Regions from separate parts of the Homo sapiens genome. Here region 1 is linked to region 2. A link is a contact called in ENCODE POLR2A ChIA-PET data. All regions are on one chromosome and are shown on one strand. Each heading gives the region's core, a stretch centred on a gene start or an enhancer-like site at or near the end of the contact. The rest is flanking DNA. Distances are from core to core; before and after follow the strand shown. Region 1 holds the start of LBP (lipopolysaccharide binding protein). Region 2 overlaps TGM2 (transglutaminase 2).

Region 1 (6,254 bases), core at 200-2,699, 200 kb before region 2:
ACCCTATCTAAGGGAATGTTGTTATCTCATTTAATAGGTAAGGCAATTGAGGCTCTAGGGATGTGAGAAGACATGTGGTCAGTGCCTGTCCATATCCTTGAGTCTTTCCAGTGAGTGACAGTTGACTCCCAGCTGCCAATGTCTGCCTCCCTGAGCCTGTATGTCCCGAGGCTTTTTGTCCTGGAACTGCAGAAAGCAGGTACATGCAACAGGACAGAAGTGCTGGGGAGTTGACAAACCCCCGGCCCAGAAGCCCTCAATCAATCACTGTGGTGTATAAATATCCCAGTTCCCATGCCACCTGGATAGTCGGGAGGCTTTGTTTCAGTATTTAAAAAAAAATACTCCTACTTTTGCTCATTCTTTGTTTTATTTTTATTTATTTTTTTGAGACAGTCTCCCTCTGTTGCCCAGGCTGCAATGCAGCAGCATGATCTCGGCTCACTGCAACCTCTGCCTCCCGGGTTCAAGCGATTCTCCTGCCTCAGCCTCCCAAGTAGCTGGGATTACAGTTGGCTGCCACCAAGACTGGCTAATTTTTGTATTTTTAGGAGAGGCGAGGCTTCACCATGTTGGCCAGGCTTGCCTCGAACTCCTGGCCTGAAGCTATCCACCCACCTCGGCCTCCCAAAGTGCTGGGATTACAGGCGTGAGCCACTGTGCCTGGCCTGCCCATTCTTTAAAATTGAGGAATAATATACATAAAGTACCTAACGGGCACAAATTTTAAAGGTATTGCTAAATAATTTTTAATGTTTATACAGGAATGTGATCACCACCTGGATCAAGATATGGCAACTTCCAGCACCCCGGCAGACCTCCCTCATGCCCTTCAGGGTCTCTGCCTGCCTCTAGAGGTGACCACAATTCTGACTTCCAGTTCAGAGGCATGTGTTTCCAAACTTTACGCAGAATTTTCCCAGCTGAGTGGTTCCCATCATCAGAGGTGGTGGCTGGTTTAATTGCACACTCTCTCCTGGCTGCCCTCCCTTCCTCATCTCAGTACCGATTCCCTACAGTGTTTCCTGGAATCATTTCCCAAATCAACTACTTGCACGCAAAGCTGTGTTCTGTTGGCTGGTGGAGGACCTCACTACCACAAATAACATGCCCAGGGCACTCAGCTGGTGGGCAGTAAGGCCAGAATAGGAGCCAGAGCCACCTGACCCAGAAGGTGGCACTGCCCCAGGGAGAGGGTCCGGTCTGTGTCCCCACTCCCTGTCCCCACTGTACCCAGAGCAGCCTGGAGCGTGGGTTTGCCAAGTCCAGCCAGCAGATGTGGCTTCTTACCATACTGCAGTCCCTTGTCGGTGATCCTGGCGACCAAGCCGGGGTTGGCACCCAGAGCCTCTGGGGTGGACGTAAGCAGCAATGCCAGCAGTATGGACGGCAGGGCTCTGGCCAAGGCCCCCATCCTAGATTCCCAGTGCAGTGGGCCAGGACTGTCCCAGCTGTGGATTGGGCCCAGGTCCCTTAAGTAGCCAAGGCTCGATGGCTGGGGGCAGTTCCTGAGGCTGGATGGGTTCCTGGGAGCGGGAAGGGGAGGCACAGGGACTGGAACCTGCTTGCGACATCACTGAAGTCATAAGGTCATACTTAGAAGCCAGTTTTCACTGCCCAGATCAGTGGATGAGGAAGCCTGACTCCTATGATCATCCCTGTCCACCCTCCCCACAGAAAGACCCCATATTCATCACTGTTCATCTTGCCTCATCTCAGCCAGTCTCTTAAGAGCTCGGCTAGGAAGGCCTGGTTTAGCAGATGAGGAAACTGAGGTTCAAAAAAGCCACATAGCTCCCTTGAGATCTCACCCCCAGCAGAGGGCAGGGTTGAGAGTGAAGCTACATCTGGCACCAACCAAACTCTCTTTTTTAAAATATATTGGCTCGTTTATTTAAAAAATAAATGTTTCCCCCAATGGGAAAACAGTGTTTCTCAAACCTTGCTGGTGGTGAAATTTTCTGGAAGGCAATTGGCAAATGTTTAAACAGTTGCATGCCCTGTGACCCAGGAATTCAATTTCAGGGACTTGCCCTTAAATACATAATTGAGTCAGTGTGCCAGTAAATCACTGCTCCAAGATACCACTGCTATGCTGTGGGAAACAGGACAGGAGAAGTGAGACCCAACCTCATGTATCCACCAGAAGGGCATTGGTTAAATGAATTATGACATGCCCCTTAAAGTGAGGCTGCAGAAATAAAGGTATTTCTTGGCAAGGAAAGGGATGTCATGAGGCATCCGTTTCCGATGGCACCATAGAGTAAGGTTCTATTTTGGGGGGTTCAAAATAGGCTTCTATGTTCAACAATCTGGAAAATATTTAGCAAGGAGTCATGAGGCATTGTCTCTGGTTGTGGGGGTAGAATTATAAGTGTTAAAAAAGTTTTTGCTTGTTGATACGTACAATTTTTTTTTCTTTTTTCATTTTTTGAGACAAAGTCTACTCTGTTGCTCAAGCAGGAGTCCAGTGGCATGAACATCGCTCGCTGCAACCTCAACTTCCTGGGCTCAAGTGATCCTCCCACCACAGCCCCCTAAGTAGCTGGGACTACAGGTGTGAGCCACCATGTCCAGCTAATTTTTTGTATTTTAGTAGGGACGAGGTCTTGCTATGTTGCCCAGGCTGGTGTCGAACTCCTGAGCTCAAGTAAGCCTCCCGCTTGGCCTTCCAAAATACTGGGATTATAGACTTGGGCCACCATGCCCAGCCTCTAAAATTTTTATTTTCTTGGGGGTATGGTCCCGGGCATATATTCGCAGTAAGTAAAGATAGTAAAATTTCATTCTGGAAAACAAAATTTATAGTACAGACTGTGTTTAATTTTTAGAGTTTTGCCCCAGCCCTGCTTACATTTGTGAGTTCTGCTTTGCCCTCACCCCCAGGAAGCCTTCCCTGACCACTCCCATGCTTCTCTGGATTCTAGAAAGGGTCCCCTCTGAGGTCCCAGAACCCTTTGCGCTTTCCCCACCACAGCATTAACCACTCTGCTTTTTGATAATTGTGGTCCTTTAAAAATATGCCCACGAATTCTTTGATATTCCTTCCATCAAAAGGTAATGTTTCTGCCCCCTTCCCTTGAAATTGGGCAGGTTTTCATGATGGCCTCAACCAACTGAATGTGGTGGGATTAACAGGGTGACTCCCAATAGGTCACAAACAGCACTGGCAGGCACTGAGGTTAAGATCAGAATGTCCCACGTTAAGCACAGGGAACCCCACAGTCCAGGCCTCTCTGCTCCTCTGTACCGTGTTGCTCCTGTCACTGGGGCTGAGGTTTGTTGGGATCCTCATCCGTCCCTCCCCTCAGTCCCCACACCACCAGTCTGATGGCTCCTTGCAGGCACGGCTGAGTCTTCCATTTCCTGAGATCCTTGCAGCACCCAGCAGAAATTGGAAAGAAACTGATATTTATTGAGCACCTACTATGTGCAGGCGCTGTGCTGGTTAAGCTGCACGTCTCCTCTCATCCTTGCATCAGCAACCCCAGGTGGATATTTTAGTCTTGTCTTGAGATGAAGAAACTGAGGTTTGGCAGGGTGAAGTGATGTAGGCTGCAGTCACCCAGCAGGAATTTAAGTCCAGGTCTGCAGGATGCCATTCCAAAACTCTGGTCAGGGCAGGGTTCTCTTGGGAGGCAACAAGCTGAGCAGAGGCCTCAGGGTAAGGAGCCAGCCTTTGGGAGGCTTTGGAGCAGGAAAGGGCTCACAGGTGCATCCCCAGTGTGCCTAGGGGCCTTTGCTTCCTGGACCTCAGCCTGCCCAGGAGGGGAGGAGAGTGGGGGAGGACATTCTGGAGCATAAGGATCTTATGGGGACATAGATGTCACTCTTCCTCTGGCAGCAGTTTAAGGATGTCCCTGGCTGGGAGTCATTTGCAGGGGTGGGAATTTCCCACAGCAGCAATCTTTGGACCTTAGAGCTGCCACATGGCCCAGGCCTGGCCTCCACCCCTGCAGGTGCCCACTGCTGGCTAAGGTCCCTGCTGATGGCCCAGGACCCAGCAGAGGCCTCAGGGAGCAGCACGACCCCACTGCTGGTCAGAACCCCTGGGCCTTTCTCCTACCAGGCTGTCCATCCAATTCCACAAAAGCAACAGCTGCTACCACTCTGGCCACCACTCAGTCTTATTGCAGTGAAATAGGGACTCTTTTAACAAGGCTGTTTATTGTGTTCTTGTGCAGGAGAGGGCCCCCAGAAATGGCAGTGCATCAAATGATGGACAGGCGATCATAAAACTGTCCCTCTGACATGATAAGTGGCCACGAATGGCGCCAAGAGGGAGAGGAGTTCCCTAACAGATAGTTGACATCATCTGGAGCCAGCAAACCACAATTCCCTGGTAAGGTCGAGCAGAAGGGCAAATGTTGGAGTCTGACTTGTATATGACCTTTTTCTTGCGGCGACGGACCAGTAAGGGAAAATCACCCCAAGTGAGCATGCGCACAACCTTAGTAAACACACTGCGCATGCGGCCCCTCCCAAGTGCTGGCAGGCCATTGCGCATGCAGGGAGGGCGCAGCAGCCCACCGAAGGGAGGAATCAAGGAGGAGAAGAAACCCCAGAACCAAGCCAGTGTATAAAAGCCCCGAGCCAAAGGTTGAGCGGGGCACTTGATCTCTCAGTTGTACTTTGCTTCTTTCAATAAACCTTTGCCTCTGCTTTAAAACTTGCCTGCGTCTCTCAATTGAATTCTTTCCTCTGAGAAGACAAGGGCTGGGAGTGTTGCGGACTCGCCACCGATAATATTCTCACTACAAAAGTGTTACTGAAAAGATTTTGAAAAACCCAGAATTTGGAATCCATAGTGTCTAGAATACTGAGCAGCAAATAGTAGATAATTGCCAAAGGAATAAACAAACCTTATGTTTATCTTTATGGACTCTGGGGCCAGATGGCCTGGATTTGAATCCTGACTCCCCCACGGGGTGACTTTGGGCACTTTGTGACTCAGTTTCCTCATCTCTACTTGGGTTCAGCCAGAGGGTGGCATGGCAGGAGGTCAGATGTCAGGGCACTTTTCCCTGCTGTCTTCTCTAGATCACAAGTGTGGCAGTTGGCTGTGTCCCTCCTGATAAGGCCTTGTCCTTGGCTCCTATTATCTCCTTGGGCTGGGATACCCAGATGCTTTTCTTTGCTGCTTGAGCCTTAGGAAAAACAGTCCCTGGTTGGTTTCCTCAAGCTTGTCCCCCAACTCTAGAAATAGCCACTTTATTCAAATCCCAAGAACCAATGCAGTTGGATTCTCTTTTCTTGCCTGAACCCTGTTGGACACAATTAGCAACACTGAGCATTTCTTCTGCACTTATTCATCTTTTGTGCAAACGCCTGCCTCTCGCAGAGAGCTTTGAATCCTTTTCCAAAGTCTTACAGGTTTTTTGTCAAGGCCCTGCTCCTAATGGGCTGGGGGACCTGGAACAAACTCCACCCCTCTCTGTTCCTCATGTTTCCCCCAAATGCAGATGAGGGCTGGGGACTAGGACAGCTTTTCAGAAACAAAGACGTGCAGTCAAGTCCCCCAGGGATCTTGTTTAGATGCAAATCTTGATCCATCATGTTCCTCTTGGGGCTGAGCCTCTGCATTTTAACAAGCTCCCTGGTGAGGGTGATGCTGCTGACCACGGATTGTGCTTGGAGCTTCGGGAACAAGGGACTAAATGAGCTCCGAGTTCCCTCCAAGCTCAGCAGTTCTCTAATGCTTCACTCTCCTTTTCGATAGTTTTCTATGACGGTGCCCACACTCCTGAGAACACTGACTCTTGAAAGAGAATGATGTTATGAATTCCTGCAGTTCTGAATCTCTGCAGGGTACTTTGGAGTTGGGAGTTTAATATTTATGGCAGCCTCTCCCCAAGCCACATCACCTGCAGATCTGAATGTGTGCCTGTGTACGCACACGCACAGACACACACACATGAGCCCTGAGACATGCGGGCTTACAAAATAAAAGTAGTAACGTCAGTGACGATCCTTTGTGGCTTGAAGGTTGCGTGTCTTGAGATACCAGGAGCCCCCATGGAGCAGGGCTGGTCATGTGGATAAACAGCTCCTCACCCCAGAGAGCCCTTACTTTTACAGATGGGGAAACTGAGACCTAGAGAGGGAGAACTGGCCCAGGTTACACTGTGAGCCTATTGCTGAACTGGAGAGGATAAATCCAGAGTTCTGGCCAGCCAGGGGCTCTGATTCTTGGGGTCAGGCCCATTCAGGCAGACAGCCCTGGATCATACATTGAGAATCACTGGCATAAATGT
Region 2 (5,835 bases), core at 355-2,854:
AATAAAAATTAGCAGGCATGGTTGTGTGTCTGGAGTCTTGGCTACTCAGAAGGCTGAGGCAGGAAGATCGCTTGACCCCTGGAGGTTGGCTGCAATGAGCTATGATTGCACCATTGCACTCCAGCCTGGGCAACGGAGCAAGATCCTCTCTCAAAAAAAAAAAAAAAAAAAAAAAAAGAGAGAGAGCACAAATTCTGAAGTCAAGGCCTGGGTTCAAATCCTAGCTCTGCTTCTTACCAGCTGTGTGTCCTTAGGTAAATCACTTAACTCCTCTGAACCACAGTTCCATTGTATGTAAAATGGGCACAACGGTAGTACCTTTATACTGGGATGGTTGTGAGGATTAAATGAGTTAATATGTGTGAGGTAGCTGAGCGTGGTGGTGGTGCACCTGTAGTCTTAGCTGTTTGGGAGGCTGAGGCAGGGGGATCACTTGAGCCCAGGAGGTCGAGGCTGCGGTGAGTCATGATTGCACCACTGTACTCCAGCCTGGGTGACAGAGCGAGACCTCATCTCTAAATAAATAAATGAATGTGGGAAGTGCTTAAAATGATTTTGGGTGCATAATAGAAAATACTTATGTGATGATACTATTTATTGTCACGACTATTATTATTACCAGGCTCAATCTAAAAGGCTGGTCTGGGGCTTCCAGCTTTTCTGATTCCAAAACCAGTGCTAAGGCCCAGGAAAGGGTGCCTGGCAGGGCCCCCAGCACATCCTCCACACCAGCAGGCTGGGTCAGGGCAGCCTAACCTAGGTTCTCAGCTCGGCTGTCCTTGCCTTCTGACTCCTGCCTCTCTGCCTGGGACTGCCTGTTCCCCGTGACCTCTGAATTCCTTTTTCTTGTGGAAACTCCTTCATGCCAGACACTTCCCTCTGAGAGCCCTAAAACACCTCTTTTCAAAGAAGCCCATGGGTTTTCCTGGAAAAACCCCGAAATCCAAGACCTGGATCCCCAGGCTCACCGGCAGAAACCCTGGTCATCCTGGTCACCCTGGGCTGTGGCCGCCTGAAGATTGAGCAGCAGATCCTGCCCCTCAGCTGCCCACTGCAGGGCTGTGTTCTGGTCCCCGCAGCCTCTTCCCAGGCTGTGTAGGATGGAGCCAGGGAAAACTTGGCCAAGAAAAGGGCTGTCTGACCACTGTGGCCGTGGAGTTCACGTGGGGAGCCAATGGTGAATTGGCCCATGAACTCTGGAGCTGGACTGCCTGGGTTTGAATCCAGCTCTGCCACTAACCCCTGGGTGGACTTGGGCAAGAGAATTGATGCCTCCAAGCCTCAATTTCCTCATCTATAAAATGGAGACAATGGTGACTGATCTCATTCATAGGAAGCTCTTAATACCAGGGAGAGATCACTTAGCACAGTCTCTGGCTCCGGTTAGGCTTGGGTTTGGGGATTTCCAGGGGAGCCTGGCATTCCAGCTTTCTTAGCCGGATCCCTCACTGTACTTCCTCAATGTCCATGAATCAGCCAGCACTGATGGACGACGTTTGCCGTAACGGGCACCATGACACACTGTGCTGTTCCCGAGCACCCCCTCAATGCTTGCTCTGGGAATGGGCAGACAAGGCTGTGCCCACACCCGCGGCCTCTCTCTGAATCACCACAAATCCCCACAAGCTGCTATTATTAGCTTGTCTTACTGAGGAGGAAATGGAGGCTCAGAGAGGGGAGTGGCTTGCCCAAGGTCATACAGCTGGTGAGCAGCAGGGTCAGTCTCTGATCCAGGTGTGCACGGTGCTGGGGCAGCCTCCTGTTAGACTGATGAGGAGGCCTCCCGGGACACCACCCCTGGGGCAAGAGTGGCACTTGGCTCCCTGGAAAGCAGAGACAGACCTCCCCCGTCCTCCGGTCTGTCCTCAGGCCCACTGCATGGTGGGATAAGACCTGTGGTTAGGACACCAGCCTTCACTGAGGGCAGCCTTAGGGCTGAGCCCTGCCCAGGCCTCAGGGGGACAGAAACCAGGCAAGAGGGGGAGGTCATAGCTGTTCCTTCCTCCTTCCTCGAAGCTCCTACAAATCTCCTGGCAGGAATCCAGGGCCAACCAGTAAGCTCTTACCCTGGCCTATCGATGGTGGCCCCAGGGCAAAGGTCGCATCCCTTCTCCCCCACTCCCAAACTCAACTTCAATCAAAACTAAAAGTAAAACAAAAGTCCCACAGATTACCTTATTACGCCTAATCTTGTTTCTCTTCATTTTTTAGATATTTTTTTCTGGGAATCTGTTACTTTTACAATACACATAAAAAGCACATTTTTAAAATGAGAGAGTAAAAGCACCCATAATTCCGTCTGCCAGGAGCACCCAGTGGGCCGTGTGGGTGAGATCCACACCGGGATTTTCCTCCCTCCCCTGTGCTCCTCGCCTCTCTGAGCTGAGCTCAGCTTGCAGATGCCAGTCAATGTCCTGTTGCTGTTTAACCTGTCATTGCAACATCAGCCCCTTTCCCAGCAAACAGGGCGTTGGCAGGTATGCAGGGCCCTCCCTCCGGACAAGTCTGAGGACCCTGATCTGTGCTGCGACCTATTTATAGGGCCACGTGCATCCGTGTTCTTGTACATTGGGAATGATGATGAGTCCTCAGTGGCATCACTAATGCACAAAGAGATGGAACCAAGGCCCAGAGACATGAAGGGACTGGTCCCAGGTCACACAGCTGAAAGCAGCTGGGTCTCCCGACCTCTGTGCCCTCCTCTGCCTGTTCTGCTGTTTGAGTCTTTAAGTCCCTATCTTGGGGAGAGTCAGTCATTCAATCACTCCTTCCCTCCCTCCCTCTTTCCTCTCCTCTCTCCTTCCTCCACTCCTTCATCCCATTTGACAAAATAGTCAATGACAGGCCTGTGCTGGGCTCCAGGATCTAACATAAGACAGATCCCTCACTGGCCTTGGAGGACTAATTAAAGAATCCCTCACATGCCTGTACACTGGAAGGATGAAGGATCTCCAGCCGTGCTATGAATGCAAATGATGGGGCAACCTGAACCTGGCAGGCAGCCTTCCAGGCAGAGGGAATTGCAGACACCGATGCCTTGAAGCTGGCAGAGGCAGAGCATGCTGGAGGCCAGTGTGGAGGAGCACAGCGTGCGAGGAGGGGTTCAGGGGCCAGACCCTGCAGGGCCAAGGGCCATGGCCAGGGCACTGGCCTTGACCTCAAGGGCCATGGGGAACCAAGGACAATTGATCACAGGAGTGGTGACATCAGATTTGTACTTTATTTCATTTTGAGATGGAGTCTCACTCTGTCGCCCAGGCTGGAGTGCAGTGGTGCAATCTTGGCTCACCACAACCTCCGCCTCCCAGGTTCAAGCAATTCTCCTGCCTCAGCCTCCTCCTGAGTAGCTGGGATTACAGGCGTGCACCACCATGCCTGGCTAATTTTTGTATTTTTAGTAGAGACGGGGTTTCACCATATTGGCCAGGCTGGTCTCAAACTCTTGACCTCAGGCCCCCCTCGGCCTCTCAAAGTGCTGGGATTATAGGCGTGAGCCACCACGCCTGGCCGGGGTTTGTATTTTAGAGTCTCCTTCTGGCAACTGTGATGTGAGGGGCATAGAATGGACATGGGGTGACCAGAGAGGTGGGCGCCATTGTCCCGGCAGGAAGGGCTGGCTCATGTTCTCAGCACTTGGACAGCAGGTACAGTGTTCCCTGGAATGCAGATGGGCAGGTGGAGGCCCAGAGCAGGGCGGATGTCTCCAGGACCTCACCCCGCTTTCCACTCCTCTCCAACAGTGCTGAGGTGCCTGGGCATCCCTACCCGCGTCGTGACCAACTACAACTCGGCCCATGACCAGAACAGCAACCTTCTCATCGAGTACTTCCGCAATGAGTTTGGGGAGATCCAGGGTGACAAGAGCGAGATGATCTGGTGAGGTGGGGGCCAGGGTGGGATCGGAGCCCAGTAGGGAGGGCCCCATGGAGAGGAAACCTTGGAGGGCTTCTTGGAGGAGGTCACATTTGAATTGGGCCTTAAAAGTTCAGCAGTATTTGAGCAGGCTTGGGGAAGGCCTAGAGGGAAAGTCAACCACATACATGATGGGGCCTCAGGAAGAATCATGCTGCAAATGTTGTCGGGAGTCTGGAATGCCACATTAGGGGGCCCAGGCTTGATTCCAAAAGCAATAGGTTGTCACTCAAGGATTCAGAGTGGGAGAGGGCGGGGCTGACAACTGCCAGGAGGGCTAGAGGGGAAGAGATGGGCGGGGGGCTGGGGCGTGGTCCAGGTGGGGAGTGATAAGCCCTGAACGGACAGAAAAGAAGGGATGGAGCCAAGAAATTAGGAGGTCAAAGGGGCCACTGAGAGGGGCAAGGAGGGGAGAGGAGTTGAGAAGGGCTCTGAGGTGTAGGAGTGGGCGCCTTGGCTAGAGAGGGTGCTGTGAGATGGGCCCCCGTGGGGGGAAGAACAAGGCAGTGGGGAGACACCCTGGGCTCAGTTTGGGACGAGGCGAGCTTGCATCTGGGGACATGAATGCATGGTCTGCCCGTGGGAGGTGGCGATGAATGTTGCTCATGTTCTGCTTCATTCCCGCCCCCCTATCCCCCTCAGGAACTTCCACTGCTGGGTGGAGTCGTGGATGACCAGGCCGGACCTGCAGCCGGGGTACGAGGGCTGGCAGGCCCTGGACCCAACGCCCCAGGAGAAGAGCGAAGGTGCGTGGGCGGGCACTGTCGCGTCAAACAGATGGGGAAGACGAGGCTTGGAGAGTTAAAGTGACTCAGCTGGAGGGCGGCAGAACTAGGAGCTCACCCGGAGACCACTGATGGGTCCACAGAAGGGTGGGGGACCTCACTTACATCTTAATAACACACTTCTTGATAAATCTCAAAAATAATTCACGTGCATTGCGGAAAGCAGGAAATACAGAGAAGCTCAAAGAAAAAAATCAAATAGCATCTTTGTCTCCTCCCTCTAAAATAAGCAGCATTAACATTCACACGAGCTTCCACTGATTTCAAATCGTGTATTTGTATGCGGGTGTATATGTGTGTGTTTATATATGTATGTATATAAACACACATATATATATGTAGTACCTGTGTGTTTGAAAGAGAGAGTACACTAAGGCACAATTTTGTGATGCATATGGACACTTTCTAGGAATATTTTTAAATGTATAAAATATAATACATAGCGTTACAAAGAAAACCAATTACATTAAAATACAGTTGTCACAAGTTTTAAAAAATGAATTTATGATATAATAACATATGCTTCTTTATAGAACAAGATCTAGCGGTAGAGTCAGTAAGTTCCATAATATAGTTGTAGAGATAATTTATGAGCATAAATTAATTTCCTGCCATCTGGGACAGCTGTAAGGTTGTAATGACCACGCCTGTGGTTCTTATGAGTGACAAGTCCTAAGTGCTCCTCAGGCTGCTATGGTCATTTCCTGCTTTTGCAATTGAAGAAAGTGCTATGGTGAAAACAAAGATACCCTTTTTTCCCCATCATAGGGTTCATAGACCCCTGAATTCTGTTGGTAGTGCCTTGGGGGGATCCGTGGGCCCTGGTTTAAGACCTCCAGCGGCATGGAACATTTTTTCCCAGCTCTGTCCACTTCTGGATAAAGCATTGGCATTTCTCCAGCAGATAGTTTTCTGTGATTTGAATTTTTATTTAATGTGACCGTGGTCCATCACATGGATGTGCTAGACTGTATCTATCCAGCCTCTAGTCCTCAGCATTGGAAGTCTGCGGACAGTGTGGGGCGGTTATCAACCACACTTACGTAAACATCAGGCACCCGTATTCACTTGGAGAACACACACGCCCTGGGGCTGGCCCCATGCGGGGCACTGAGCTCCACTCTCAGTATGAGCAGGA

The links. ChIA-PET counts read pairs that join two places held with the same protein, here RNA polymerase II (POLR2A).
Region 1: POLR2A ChIA-PET joins it to region 2 with 11 read pairs in AG04450. The contact joins the promoter of LBP here to the enhancer-like site in region 2. POLR2A ChIA-PET finds 5 or more read pairs at or near these places in 3 of 52 experiments (AG04450, GM12878 and Panc1).

The regions. Positions count from the first base shown.
Region 1 is chr20:38,341,677-38,347,930 of GRCh38, reverse strand. It overlaps LBP (lipopolysaccharide binding protein), which reads right to left and starts at 1,449. Exons shown (of 15, transcript NM_004139.5): 1 at 1,291-1,449. The coding sequence starts at 1,414. RefSeq lists enhancers at 3,396-4,173, 4,954-5,730.
Region 2 is chr20:38,140,105-38,145,939 of GRCh38, reverse strand. It overlaps TGM2 (transglutaminase 2), which reads left to right. Exons shown (of 13, transcript NM_004613.4): 7 at 3,741-3,876; 8 at 4,555-4,658. Among named protein-coding and RNA genes, the nearest start is that of TGM2, 22 kb to the left of the region's middle. RefSeq lists enhancers at 2,367-3,035, 3,036-3,705. Within about 2 kb of position 1,604, at least 22 of the 41 ENCODE cell types and tissues checked have a DNase peak (open chromatin) inside an H3K27ac peak, as active enhancers do.